Regions from separate parts of the Mus musculus genome. Here regions 1 and 2 are each linked to region 3. The links are chromatin loops, found by intact Hi-C in ENCODE. Cell type or tissue: gastrocnemius. All regions are shown on one strand.

The links. Hi-C counts contacts between places; a loop is a spot of excess contacts. Peaks named below come from ENCODE experiments on the same cell type or tissue, not always from the same donor. Only the 100,000 strongest peaks of a DNase experiment are listed, where the experiment ranks them.
Region 1: a loop joins it to region 3, with 5 times the contacts of the local background. A loop is called at or near these places in 15 of 42 quality-filtered maps.
Region 2: it touches region 3 in a loop (2.7-fold over the local background); 14 of 42 quality-filtered maps call a loop at or near these places.

The regions. Positions count from the first base shown.
Region 1 is chr4:151,283,216-151,288,215 of GRCm38, forward strand. All of the region lies in intron 6 of Camta1 (calmodulin binding transcription activator 1), which reads right to left. Among named protein-coding and RNA genes, the nearest start is that of Gm45960, 63 kb to the left of the region's middle. In gastrocnemius, a CTCF peak has its summit at 33 (motif pointing right); DNase peaks (open chromatin) are centred at 59 and 3,032.
Region 2 is chr4:151,851,252-151,856,251 of GRCm38, forward strand. The region is part of intron 1 of Camta1 (calmodulin binding transcription activator 1); the gene reads right to left. Gm42357 (a long non-coding RNA gene) reads left to right here. Exons shown (of 3, transcript XR_881602.3): 2 at 3,620-3,732. Among named protein-coding and RNA genes, the nearest start is that of 9230110K08Rik, 8.0 kb to the right of the region's middle. In gastrocnemius, CTCF peaks have their summits at 117 and 2,926 (motif pointing left); a DNase peak (open chromatin) is centred at 128; H3K27ac peaks cover 1,363 bases.
Region 3 is chr4:151,154,576-151,159,575 of GRCm38, forward strand. The region is part of intron 7 of Camta1 (calmodulin binding transcription activator 1); the gene reads right to left. Gm52711 (a long non-coding RNA gene) reads left to right here and starts at 4,019. Exons shown (of 3, transcript XR_003955319.1): 1 at 4,019-4,208. In gastrocnemius, CTCF peaks have their summits at 2,564 (motif pointing right) and 3,884 (motif pointing right); DNase peaks (open chromatin) are centred at 1,214, 2,563, 4,217 and 4,629.

The DNA of each region.
Region 1 (5,000 bases), 130 kb after region 3:
TTTCTATCCGCAGTACACGTCCTGTCCACTAGGTGGTAGCAGAGTGTCCCGTGGCTTCAGAGAGCTCCGGCCTCGCCAGCAACCTTGGTATACAGAAATCTCCAAGGTGAGGTTGAAGCTGGCCACTCCCACCGGAGACCACCCATGAAAAGGACATTCCCCATCGCTCCTGTCTCCTGAGGAAGGGATCTGGATGAGGGAAACTGAAAACTGCCCGGTCACACTCCTCAGAGGAGAATAGGCTTTGGGAGCCTGCCATATTTTCTGGAGGCATTGGGTGGGTACAGCTAGGGCCTTGGCATCGTAAATCGCAATCAAGAAAAGACATCTAAGGAGGAAATACTACCCGCTCCGCTGCGCAGCCTTGGCCAGGGTCCTGAAATCTTAATGGAATTGAGCAATTTTTTTTTTTTTTTTTTTTTTTTGCATAGCACCGTAAATTCCTGGTGTCTACCTAATCTCCTGATCACGTTATTCAAGAGACATTAAATGGAGAAAGGAAAAGCTGCTCGTTAGAATAGAGCCAGGATAAGACGACATCTCGGGAATGGTCTCTGCCAGCACCCTTGTTCCTGCCCCTTCCCCTTTGACATGTACAACCCGTCTAGTCTGGTTTCCCAGGTCAGAGCCACCTAGAGGGTTTCTCCACTTGGCTTCGGTTTGAGTCAGTTACCCCTGGACTGGAATCTTCCAGACTGAATGGGACCTAGCTCCCTTTGGCAACAGTCCCTCCTGCTGTGGCTTCTTCCTGGAGTTCACGGTCCTCACTCCCTGCCCCTCTCCCACCCGTTGTGACACCAGTGCCAGCCTTCTCCTGCAGTGCACCCGCTGACCCATGGACTCCTGTCCTTCCTGTGGTCTTCCTCCCTAGGCAGGGATATCTTATCTGGAGGCACCTTGGAGTGGGTTGATGTCTGGTTTGGGATTAGAATGCCTCCAGCCCACCAAGTGGGGACCAGCTGATGGCCAGTCTAAGTCTGTGCTGGAATCAATCCCAAACTCCCTTCTACACAGTGGTCATAGTGATGTAGCAGCTTCATGAGGACAACAAAGTGCTCAGAAGCACAAGGGCTGAGATGAATGAAGTTATTAGCACAGATGATGATGGTGATGGTGATGATCATGGTGGTGGTGATGGTGATGGTGATGATGGTGATGGTGATGATGGTGGTGGCTACTGCTAACAGTGGAGAAACTGTCACGAAGTATCATTGTTTCTGTTTGTGGAGATGGGATATAGCTGCTGCCCAGGCTAGCCTCAGACACTTCCTGCTCCTCATCACCCAATCTCTATCAGCCTCCAGACTGCTGGGGCTACAGGCCCCAGTGCCTTTGCTCTGATACCCTGCCTAGGCCCCCTCTTCCCCGCTGTGCTGGGAAGCAGAGATAGTGAACTCCAGACCTCTCTCCTCTATTCCCTCTTCCCAGATGGGCCCTGGACCAGGTATGTGTATCTGGGAACTTTGAGCAGCCATGGTACCCCCTGCTTGACTCCTACAGAAAACATTCATTAACCCCACTGGGCGCGTGCCCTCACCTGCCTCACATCAAAAGGGCATCGAGGCCACTCTTCCCACCCTGCTTCCTCCATCTTTCAACTCTAGACTCATCTCCTCTTCCAGGAAACCTTCTCAGATCACCTGGTCCATTGCTATGGTACACCAGAATGCATTGCATGGACTAGCCTCTATGACCAGAATCTGCGATGCCCCCAGAGCCCACATCCTAAAGTTATGGTCCCCAGTCTGTGGCACTATGATAAGGTGGCAGAAACTTATGGCAAAGAAGGCCCATGAAGGTCACTGAAGCACACACACAGAGATTACACACACACACACACACACACACACACACACACACACACGGTAAATATATGGTATATATATATATATTTGTAGTGTATATATGGTATATATAGTATATATACTATATAGAGAGTATATGTGGTATATAAGTATATATGGTATATATAGTGTCTGCATATATATATGATATATATAGGTGTATATGTGTGTATATATAGTATATAGTATATATAGTAATATATAAGTATATATACAGTATATACAGCATATATAGTATATACACAATATATACACTATAGTATATACAGTGTGTATGTGTATATGTGTATATATATGTATATGTGTATGTGTATATATACATATATGTGTGTGTGTGTGTATGGTATATACCATGATATCATGTGCACACATGACACACTCAAAGGGAAAAGGACCTAGAGACTAGGGACAGGAAACCTCTGAAACCATGAGCTGAAGTAAACATTTCTTCCTTACAAGATGGCTACCCTGGACATTTTGTCAGAATAATACCCCATCACTCCTCGGAACTCACCATTTCTAGGGTTAGCAGAGCCTAGTGGGTGGGAAGGAAGGTGGAGAGGCTGACCCTAGGAGACCTTGACATCTTGCTTCATTCTGCCCCCTGGTGCCTGAGTGATTGAATCGCCAATCCCTAGTGACAAGGAGCACTTGGTGAAGGTTGACTGCCTGGCCAGGAAGCCATGGCCTCCTTAGGTTAGACCACGTAGTACTGGAATCCAGCTCTGTGAACTCAGGATACAGTGCTCTTCCAAAGTCCAGGTCCTAGACCTTGGATTTGAAATGCCAGGTCTTTAGTGAACTGGGAGCCCCACACCCTGTGCCATGTCCTTCCCGGTGCCCCAGCATCTATCTTCCCACAGGTCTTTGTGTATTACAGGGCTGTGCTGAGCCAGGAAGGATTCCCACGGCCTCTGCCCCACGGCTGGAATGAGCAGTCAAGCTGCCATGTGGAGGCACACCCCCTGCCTTGTGTGCAGAAAACATTCATTAAGCATTTTAGAGAACAATGGTAAAGAGAAAAACACTCATTAGAAGCAGAAACGGTTTGCAAAGAAGCCAGCAGACTGCTGGGAGTCACGGCCAGCGATGGAGCTTATTCTCAGAGAGAGCTGCACTCAGAGGGATGCATCACGGAGGCCTGAGGCCCGGGGCCCCAGACGGGGAGACACTTTCTGTTTGACTCTGCTTCATCCCTTGGCACTGTCGCTGGCCCTGGGGAGCTCAGCCCTGGAAGCTACAGCCAAGCTACGTCAGGCGGTGAAGCAGGGGCTGGAAGATCACTGCTGTGCCCCATTCCTGGCTCATGTGTGACTCTAGACCTGGCCCTGTTCTCTGTGGACCTCACTGGGCACTGAAGCCGAGGGACCTGATAGCTGTGACACAGAGGGTGACGGTGTGAGCAAAGGCAGCGTGTATGGAACCTGCAGAGGTGGCCTTCTCCACAGGGTCTGGCCAGCTGGAGAAGGAGATGGAGAAATACAGTCGACTCAGGGTCCATAGGGGCTTGCAGCTGGGGATACTGTCTTGGGCACAAGTGGCCCCACCCTTATGCACCTCTGAGATGCCCAGCGTTTTGAGCAGCACAGGATCCTCCAGTCATGGTAACAGCCTTACAGGCCTGTGAGCTAGCTAGGCTTCAGTGTCCTAGATTGTAGGCTTGCTCAGTTGTGTCCTGGATTCAGCTACAGTAGAAACTTCACTAGCAGTGACTGGGGGGAGGGGTTATGACACACACACAAACCGACAGAAAGAAGCAGCTACCACCTGACTCCCTCAGTGCCAAGCACAAAGCCTTGACCACAGCTGGACCCCCTCCCCGAAGAAAGCCAGGTGGCTCAAACACTTCTAACTCTGTATGACTCAGTTTCATCTTCTGGGTCTTGACGTTGACCCATGTTCCTAGCCACTGGCCTTTGGGCTTGCTCTGCACTGCTCTTTGAGGACATTTGTTTGTTAAACTGTGACCTTTAGGACATGTTGGCTCTTGCCCTGCCTTGGTCAAGGCTCCGTGCTTGGTTCTGAGGGAGACAGAGGCAGTAGGTTTCTCTGTTGGGGGATCTACCACTGTGGGTAATAAGACCCCAGTGGATTTCTTTGTCCCTACTGTGGTCCCATAGAGGTCCCTGCTGTGCTAAATGGCTCTGAAGTGGCCCCCACTGGAAGATGCCAGAGGATGGAATCGAGCCACAGTTTGTGGGCAAGAGCTGGCTACTGAGCTGAGACGGTGGCAGCCAGAGGTGGGGGTATCCCTTGAGGAAGTTCCTTTATCCAGCTGTACTCTCCCCTGACTGCACCCATCCTGTAAGTCCCACCCTCTCTAGAAGGTTGTCTTGTTCCAGCTACTTTGCTCAGCAGATGGTGGGCTGTATGCTCCTGGCCAACCCTGGTCTCTTCCTCAGCACCTCCTCAGGGCCTAAACACCACCCTGTTCAGCAACTTCCTTTCTCACCTCCCATGGGGCCCAGCCCTGATACCCTCCTCCCCACCAAGGCTTTTCTGTGGTCCTTGGTGTTTGAGGACCCAGAGATGAGCGATGGGGATGACAATCCTGCCCGGCGTGAGATGGCAAATGAAGATGCACCAGAGCAGCCAAGTTAGTTCTGCCACACTGGCCTTTGGTGGGAGGAGGGGAGTCCAGCTTCCTGTCAGCCGGATCGTGACAAGCGAGACTCAAGCACACCAATCACCCCAGGCATGTCTTCAGCAGCCAGAGGCCAGGATGCAGAGACAGGGAGGGAGAGTGGAGAGTGTGCGGAGGAGAGGGCTTTCCCTCTTGCTTTAGGCGCATCTGGAAGGCACCGGAATGCAGCTGTGGAGAAGAGAGCTCAGCCCTCACGCTGCCCAAAGGTTTCTGCTTCCGGCAGAGGAAGTTTAATGGAGTTAAAAAGCCACAAGAGCGTGATGGGCTGAGGGCAGGCGTGGAGGAGGAGGAGGCCACCCTTGAGGAGGGGTGTTCGCACCCCCAGCAGGAAGCTGGCAAGTGGGGAGCTAATCTGTTAGGAGTCCCAGTCTGGTGTGGCACAGAGGGCATGACAGAGATGCATTCTAACAAGGGACATAGACACCAAAAGGAAAAGAGCCACAGCCAGGGACAGGAAGCTGGAATAAATCAAGTCCCTGTGACCTAGCATCCAAGCCAGGGAACCAGGGTCA
Region 2 (5,000 bases), 700 kb after region 3:
AGGAAATGTATCTGAGATGTCACATGGCTTAAAATGCTGCCCCCAGGGTCTGGGAAAACAGCTTAATCAGTAAAGTGCTTTTGCACCCATGTAAAAACTGGGTGCACCAGCACATTTCCACCACTGGGGGGTTGACTCAGATGGATCCCTGGGGCTTTGTGGCCTGCCACTGTACGCAATTAGCTCCAGGCTGAATGTCTCAAAGAGCTGGAAGGCACCACACCAGAAGCTAACTTCTGGGCTCCCTGTGTAATCATTTTCATTTGTATGGTGGGGGAGACATGTGGAGGTCAGAGCAAAACTTGCCGAGGAGGTCAGTTCTCTTTCTACCATGTTTGGTAGAAAGTTTGGTGACAAGCCCTTATTCACTAAGCCATCTAGCTGGCCCCCAAAACAAAATATTGAACATAAAACTTTGTACCTTTCAGAGCTCTGTACCTCTAGAGGATCTCTAAAAAGCTGTGAGCTGTAAATAGGATTTACACATGAACACACAAAATGAAGCTTAGTATTAAAAAAATTCCAGAGTAAGATACATTGGCAAAGTCCTTAGTTCATCTCATAGTGAGTGCGCACGCACACACACATACACACACACACACAGTTTAAGAAAGAGGTATCAACTGCAATGACTATAGTTTTATCATCCACTCTAACCATGAACTGAGCTATAAATGGCACAGCCTAGAAGTAACATATGCTATTTTTAAATGTCCTTGCCAATTAAATAGTCAGAAAATCAGTAAAGCCCCCCCCCGCACCCCCCACAAGAAAGCAAGGAAAATTAACTTGTTTAGAGCTAACCATTCATCAAACATAGGCTTGAACAATGCCAGAAGCCAGACGCCCAGCCTCTGTGTTGGCCCTACAGAGAAAAATTCAAGTGAGAGTCCTTCAAGACTGTCTTCACTGGGTCAGATTTCAAACAGCAACCTCCCTGGAGGAGAAGCTCCATCCCATAGCTACATGAGGGTACAATCCAGAGAAATGAAATCTGACTCTAACTCGGGATGTTATGCCTTCCACAACAACAGTATATCAAAACCAGAAATGTTAAAACCATAAAATAATCAAGATATTTGAAATACTTCAAGAGTAACCAAATGCTCAGAGTAGCCCACATGCTCTGCAACAGCAGCAGATCTGAGCCCAGCCTGCCTCTGTGAAATGAAGCAGAATCCTCCAATTCAGCAAATGACACAATAAATATTCTCTGTAACAAAGGAAACATGGCATAGCACTCTAACCTTATAGCAAAAACACAAATTTTGTATCAATATGTTCACAACACAGCTCAACACAAAAATCAGAACCTAATTAAAACTACTGCTTTAGACCTCAAGCTGTCTGGCCAGCAACCTTGCCCAAACTGAATTGCTGCAGACCAACCAGCAGGAGCAACTACAGCATTATCTAACAACTGTAGTGCTTCATCTCTTGTTTTATCTTTCATGGTTGACTTATGAACTGACTGATGGCAAACTGATATGTGAATATGCCAATTCAAAAACACAAAGAAAAAAATGGAAGCACAAAATTCATGAATGAAAATGCTGACGTCATAGCTCAACTCTCAGAGCTGAAGGACACAAGAAAGTGTGCACCTGTCTTTAGGGATGTTAACTCAAAGTCACTTAGTGAAGAAAGGACGTAAGTCAGCCCCTCCTTGCTCAGAACGAATGAAGAAAGGTGAGGTAACAGAAAAACCTTTGCTAGCCCAGAAATGAGAAACAGGCAATGCATGAGGCACAAATCAGCACTGCTTGTGAATGGCCCAACTATTTCAGGTGGTTAGAGTTAATACTTGCACTTTATAAAGATTTAGGAGTGTGGGGATGTCCGGGGGTGGGGGTGGGGTCCATCATAAAACTGTTCTCCACTTGGGACTGAAGAAATGGCTTAGCAGTTGAAGAGAACGTGCTGTTCTTCTAGAAGACCAGAGTTGGGCTCCCAGCATCCACAATCAAGAGCTCACACAGAGTCACACAAAACACACAAATAATAAAATAAGCTGTTAAAAAAAAAAAAAAAAAAAAAAAAAACCTTTCTCCCAGGGCTGGAGAGATGATGGCTCAGCAGTTAAGAGCACTGACTGCTCTTCCAGAGGTCCTGAGTTCAATTCCCAGCAACCACATGGTGGCTCACAGCCATCTGTAATGGGATCCAATGCCCTCTTCTGGTGTGTCTGAAGATAGCTACAGTGTACTTATAAAATAAATCTTAAAAATTTAAAAAATAAATTAAAAAAAAAAACTAACACCTTTCTCCCACCATTGGCCTATACTTACAAAGAGCACACAACAGCAACAAGAATAGCTGGCTCTGCCACACTACACCTGATCATAAGTAATTCTAAACAAGCAGGTAAGACTCACAGGCCTCCAGAACAACTTGGATTTTTATATTAGGGAAAGGATACTTTTATGTTACAATGCAAGCAATCTATTAACACAAAGTTTTGATTCATTCAGAAGTATTAAAGCATCTAGGAGTAAGATTGTTCACAGTTTTCATCTTTTGGCAGAACACTAAGAATAAAGTTTAGACACAATTTTTTAAATCCTTCTATTCAAGACACTTAAGCCACAGTTGTTGATCCCTAAGGTTAAGATTATTACAATCTTAGAAACCATCAGTGGTCTCAGAGCCTTTGTGACCTCTCCCAACACAGGACTACAAGGACAGTCTCACTATCTGTGCTATGGTACAAATAACCATTTCCACAGCTTAAAATAGACATTCACCAAAATGGATTTTTTTTAATTTAAGCAATAAACAATTCTGCCAATAAACATTTTGAAAAGGAGATCTTATTAAGTTAAAATGCAAACACGCCAGTTTTATCTACAGATCTGGAATGCTGGCGATCACCTCAGCTTCCACCAGCACCTTTGATAGAACACCACTACCCCCTTGTGGATTCATAATAAAAATTCTTATCTTGAATCTAGTTTTGAAATGTTCCATTCTGCTAAACTTCCACCAAACTACAGTTTCTTCACTAAAAACTATTTTATCTCAAGTACTTTCTAAATGAAGGGAAGGAAAACACATTTTAGGCTCACCAAGGCCATCAACAACTTTGTGGTGAATAGCGAGTTGGCATTCCACTGTTCTGTCAGGCTGTCCCAATCGCTGATGGCTGATTTTATCACTTCACTTCCTAAGAATCTCTTATGATTCCCAAAAACCAAGAGGGGACATAGACCCTTCAGAAAGGGACTAAGATTTACAAAGACAGAAATCCCTGCCTTTACTCACATGCCTTCAGAAATAATTCTTGACAGTCTCAAGCAACCCTGATGAAAGAAAACTAAAATATATGTTTAAAAGCTAGAAACAAGGAGTGGAGGGGAGAGGATCAGTAGAATGAGCACCTCTAAACCAAAAATGGAGGCACATGTCTGTAACCCCGAACCTGGCTGGCAGGTAGAAGTTCAAGGTCATCCGCAAGCACATAGAGTAGTCAAGGCCAGCCGACCAACATGAAGGGACAAAGATGGTGATAGAAAGGAAGAGTGCGTCTGGAAGCATCTGCACATAGCTCTGCCATCACACACACAAGTCTCACTGATGCAAGTTACACAGGATCACATATCTGGCTTCTCCATCCCAACAGATTCTAGGTTTAACAAGTGTCCAGTGACGTGGCCAAAGAGTCGTGGTGGCCTGCACTTTCATGGAAGTCACCACACAATTCTCAAACATATTCAGAACTCCTGAGAGGACACAGTAAGTAACCATTGCCTGTATTTCTTCAAACTACTAAGTAGGAATAAAAAGGAAAAAATAAGCTGCTTGGCAGGTGTTACCTTGTAGTAACTGATAAGGAAAAATGGAAGAGAGACTCTCAGAAAGGATGCAAAATGCCCCTTAGAATACATACCAAAGGTACCAACTGTGGCCCAGCCCAAGCTAGTGACTAAACTCACAAGAGTCATCAGAACTAGCCTTCAGGATGGCCTGCTGCCTTGTTGGAGATTATTTCGCTACATTTACTGTTTCTGTATTTAGGGGAGGAGTTAAAGAGGTGTTTCGGTTGGCATGAGGAAGCACAGCATAACAGCATAACGTGACTTACTTTGTCTCCAAGGACTGCCATGCTTGGCATTTCTTTCAAAGCACGGCACTGTGCATGCAAAGCTACCCTGCAGAAAGCAGAGGGAAGAAGACAGTCCAGGCCAACACCTCCTTCAAAGTCACCCTTTGCTAACAGTTTCAGGAAGGGACATCTCATGACTTGAAAGGCCCAGCTAAATCTAAAGGGGGGAAAAAGTTACTGCACTTTTCCAAAATAGCAAAGGACTTACGCACTTTAAAAAACATGCAACCACATCAGAAAATGAGCAGACCAATGGAATGAACACCTAAGAGCCCGTAAAACTAAAGATACCTCGGTCCTTCCATCTTTATGCTATGTCAACCATCTGAAAAATTAAGAGCATTCCTCTGAGTGAGTGAGTGAGCGAGCGAGCGAGTGAGCAAGTGAGTGTGAGTGTGTGTGTGTGAAAGAGAGAGTTGAGTTTGAGAGTGGGTGTGTGGATGTGGGTGTGAAAAAGAGAGTATGAGTGAGAGAGAATGGGTGTGGGGGTGTGTAAAGTGGGATTAATGTGACTGGCTGGGCCTCTCTGCACTGGAGTGTGTAGTATTTCTTTTTAAATCAAGAATAATGAGATTTTAAAAATGTTCAAGAAACATTACCAGTTTTTACAGGAGACCATAGATAGCATTCTACAAGTTATGATGCTCTAGTCAGAGAAAGAGAACATGAACATAGTGTCTAAACACACTGATGGACAACATTTACTATGGAGAGTAGTACAGGCTGTGCTCATTGTATATGCACCTTCTCATGTATGACAAATACTACAGGGTGGCTGACCACCCCATCTTCTAACGACAATTCTAACACTCACAGGACAACTGAGTACTACACTCATGATGGCATTTAAAAGAAAATATGACTGTGTCTGAACAATTTTGTCCCTAAACCTGAGTAA
Region 3 (5,000 bases):
TCCTTGTTGACAGGAATAAAGGCCCTGCTTCTGATTTCTTGGTTCAACTAGATGAAGTTTTCATTAGATTTAACTTCTCATATCCAGACACCCACATGCTAGTCAGCTCCCCATCTCCGCTCTCATTTGGAGGCGCACCATCGGGGCTGAGGGTTAGGCGTGGCGTGCATACTGGCTGTGTGCAAGGATCCTCTGCGTGCAGCATCTCCAAGGAGCCTGGTTGCTGTGTTGGGACTCAGCATGCTAGAAGCCCCTTTCTACTGGGAGACCTAGACTTCATGCTCAGTCACACCCACCTCTGGAGAAAGCCAGAAGCTGAGGTTTGGTGTCAGCTGTGGAGTGGGGAACTCACCCTGGCCATATTGTTTCAGAGGAGAGGGACACTGGATGTGAGGGGCCGGGATGCCTAAATCAGGGAATCTAGACCACATGGTGATAGTGTAGCCTTGGCTTGGAAAAACCGTAAAGGTGGACGGACATGCTAGAAACTGTCCTTGGCTGAGAGCTTAGCCTCTTCTCCCTGGGATGGTGACTCTTCACAATGGTAGTGAATGTGCCAGAAACCCTGACTTGCTGGCAATGCTGGAAGATCAGTGTGGCAGCGAGAGGAGTTGCTTCTGGTGTCGGTTTCAAACCTGGAGTCCCTAGTCCTTCCCGCTACTTGAGGGAAGAGCCAGTCAACGGGGAAACATGTAGTCGTAAATAGTTGGGTACCCAGTCCTACAGGGCCACTTGAAATTAGGGACATTTCATATGGCTGGCTTCCCTTAGGGGAAACTCCCTTCTAACTCTCCACTATGTGGTCCAGAGATCTTGATTCTTACAGAGACATAAAACCTAGGGAGATGGAGTGCCACACTTCACTAGAGCGTCTCCTCTTTAGCGAGCTGATCTCTGAGTTAGAATCAGACCCTTGACTCTCAGGCTTAGGGCAGGTCTGAGAATAAGCCACAAAGGTTGGTTGGGCTGGTGAATGGGGAGGAGAAAGCCAAAGGAGACTTCTGGAACAGCCTACGGGTACAAGTGCCCAAGGAGCCTCAAAGAACAAGCAGCGAGGGACAGGCAGGAAATCAGAAGCATGTTCTTTCTGGGGGACACATCCGCTCAATAGAATCTAGCCTGAAGGAAAAAAAAGAACATTTGCAAAACAAACCAAGGTCCCACGGGCAGGGGTGGGAGGTGTCTGCCAAAGGCACCCACCTCTGTGCCAGGCTGGAAGATGGCCAAGGTGCAGCAGGATGAGGTCTGCAGCCAGGAGTGTGGCAGAGCAGAGCAGGGCTCAGCCAATCTGAGGCTCCAGGACAGTAGCTCCTTTCCCAGGGACAGCAGAGGGCACAGGGAATCCTCTGCAGGCCTTTGGGGGTCTATCTTTGTTTTCCCAGACTCTCAGGTCCTGCAGTGACTGCAGGACACAAGACTTCTCTCCCTAAGGACAGAGCTGCTATTCTTGGCCCCAGGGACAAAGGTATAGGTATGGTCCATACTCAGGACTTTTCTTGAGTTACAGTCAACAAGTGTTCAGCAAGGACACCCCCCCCCCCCCCCCCCGTGTCAGCCAGGCCTTGGTGGCACAGGCCTGAAATCCAAGCAACCCAGAAGGCTGAGATGGGAGGAGCATAAGTTCAAATCCAGTCCGGGAAACTTAGCAAGATCCTATCTCAAAATGGAAAATAGAAAAAGGGCTTAGCACTGTGGCTTAGTGGTAGCACTTGCCCAGCATGCGTGAGGCTCTGGGTTTGAACCCCAGCCTCATGGCTTCCAAGAGATCACACTGTGTGCTGGCACCAAGACTCAAACTACAAATCCAGAAAATATTAAGGGTTGTAGTTCTTAATTAGGAGCCTAGGGAGACATCTCAGTTCTGGAACACCCAGAAACTAGGTCTCCCATCTCCGGGACATTTCCCTCTGGAAGTTCCCTGATAAATCTCCGACCGTGCCTCCCTGCCATCCCAAGAAGTCCAAGGGTGAGGGTGCTAGCTCAGCTTTCCAAGCAAGAGCCCTGGGTTTGCCTCTTTCTGGTGTCTGCCTCAGGCTAGAGTTTCTAGGAAATACAAGCCTGGAGAGTCTAGCATGAGAACGGTTTGTAAAACACCCAGAGTCCCCTGGCTGGCTTCCACCCTAGACATCAGAACAAAGTTGGACAGGGCCCCCAAAGCCTGCTTTTCCTAGACCTGCCCAGGTACTTCAGAAATGAAATGGTTCCTGCCGCTGGCTGCTCTGTGCTCGGGGCTCACCTGCGCTGCAGTGATCCGAAAAAGAAGGTGCTCTGAACCCCAGACACCAAGGTGTGAGCCTGGGCGCCAAAGCTCACACCTGACTTAGAGTCTGTCACTCCTACCCCAGAGCTCTTCCTCCACTGCAGGGACACTGGATGAAGCCTCCCTAGCAGCAGTCAACCCAAGGCTGGTCTCTGACACTCTGCTCCTCTCATGGCCACATCTGCAGTCCGTGGGCAGTTGCTTTGTCACTCTGAGGCCAGCCACCCCACTCCACAGGCTGTGCTCAGATAATTCCCGCAGGAGTGCTAGGCACATCCTGGAAGCGTGCTACTATGACTGGCCACCAGGTGGCGCTAAATGACCAGGAACTGGTCTAGAAGGCGCAGGGAAGGCGCACCCTTGTTGATTTTATGTCTTGATACTCCATAATCACCAGGATTACAATCTAAGCAAAAAAGCAAGACAAATAAACACCTGCCCCATGAAGAGTTTGTCTTCGTTTGAAAAAAATCACGAGAAAACATGATACTTTGAACGTACCCCCTAAGGCTCAGGTGAGCACCAGTGAGCCTCTTGGGACAGATGGGAAGTTGCTGTGGGGACTGGGTGGGGAGTTCCCAGGAAAGGCAGGTGCTATCACGTACTGCCCTGTCTCTTCTTTGCCTCTGAAGCTTCAGTTTCACACTGTGGGGTCCCTGTCTGCAGTCTCCCTAGCCTATGCTGGCTGCCCTGGGACTGGAAAAGACCCTTGCTGAGTGTGCGGAGAGGGGCCAAGACATGGCTTCTAAAACCATTTCCAGTAAAGACAGAAGAGTCAAGGCATCTGAGGACTGCTAGGATCTAGAAGAGCACCCTTAGCCTCTCGCTCACCACGGCCACCACCCCGTGCTTACAGCGGCCTTTACCCTACAGCCAACATGGCTCTATCCCACATGCACTATGACCTTCAGCCCACACTCACCAGGGCCTCTCCTATGATTTCCCTTCCCCATACTCAACATGGCTTCAATCTCTTCATTCTCACATGGTCTCCAGCTCTGACCCCTACTCAACAAGGTTTCCACACTGACGCCTACCATGGCCTCTACCCAGCATTCAACACAATATCTCTTCCCTCAAGTTCAACATGGCCTCCACCCCGGACTCAACACAGATGACTCCCGCTTCCCATGCTCAACATGGCTTCTTCTCTTCTCTCACACTAACATTCAGCCCACTCTCCATCCCCACCGTCACCTGGGCCTCTAACCCCAAACTCAGCATGGTCCCCATCGCTTCAGAGTCCTGAAGGCCTGCAGCCCTGCAGGCCACAGTCCTGACACTGACACACCATTTCTACTCACATCGCCTCTGCTTCCTTCTCTATGTTCCGCACACTGCCTGGGATGCCCTGTAGCCTTCCGCCACACCATCCTCCGGGCTGGTGGCCTGGGGCCCCTACAGCATGGCTATCCTTGAGACAGCCCTGTGATGCCTTCTCAGCAGGCCCCCTTTGATTGGGTTCCCCGAGGGATGGCCTGGGCTTCCTCCTGTCTGGCATCTTCCCAAAGCACAGAGCTCAGTGGTCCCACTCTGGCTGGAGGAAGACAGGAGATGTCCAGGTAGCCCTTGGGTGCCCTTGCTGGGCACACAGGGGTTGTGAGATAAGGGCTTGGCCTCCAGAGGGCGCTGTTCTGGCCTTTGGGCAGGTTTTTCCTCCTAACTACAGCCACTACATGGGTCATTTGACATCTATGATGTCATTTCAGGGCCACACAGACAACATTGTCACCCGTTCCAGGAAAGAGGACATGGCCACTCAGAAAGCTCAGGTGTACTGGCCAAGTCTGGGAGAGGGGGTGCTACCTTCACACATCTCAGAGATGCCAAGTTTACATCCAGCCTCTGACCTCTGCTGGAAATCCTTTTACACAGCATCCCCTTGCTGGCACTGTCACCCAAATCATGGAGCCATGGAGCCATGGAGCCACGGAGCCACTTCTCATGTGTACGTCCTAGTCTGGCAGGTTACCAACATGCCCTTGGCCTTGACTCGTCATAGACAAGGGGTCTGGGTTGCTTTGGAGAAAGTTTCAGAAGTCATAGGGTCAGGAAACCAAACCTTCCCCATTCTGAGCTCTTGTGTGTGTCCTGGTCTATGGGTGTCCAAGATGGCGAGGGTGCTGTGTGCATGTGGGTATTTATATGTGCAAGTGTGCATGACATTGTGGGACAATGCAGGAGCAGTGGGGGAATGAGGTGGCTGCTGTCCCAGGCCCAGGATCTCTTTCCAGGCAACTTTCCGACTTGGCCCTCATTTTGTAGCTGAAGACACCTGCCATAGGCATCTATGGACCTAGAGTGACATGGTGGGGTTCCCAGAAGACAGTTGGGCTGAGCTGGCTGAAGGCTGGAGCCTTCTGAGGGTGGTGGAGGCCTGCTGAAACTCAGGTCTTGCTTGTTCTTCAGGGCCATCTGGCCATCCAGGGTGCTCCAAATAAAGCCCTAAGGTGGGGACAGCTGGGCAGGATTGTGCTCAGGGAAGGGCTAGGAACAGCTTAAAAGCCTTGATGCATCAGTCTGGCTGCTAGCTGGGAAGAGGCTGGGGTACTCTTTCCTAATGGGCAGCCAGGAAATGGGATAAGGCAGAAAGCCATGGGTGCCCTATGGGAACCAGTTTTATCTAGCTCTCCGTTGGGTCACAGAAGCTGAGAGTGCCCGATTTGGGCCATGGTGGTGGTGGCTTTGAGCCACTGAACAAATTTCCCAGCAAGCTAGAAGGACCAAGAGCCAGAGCCTT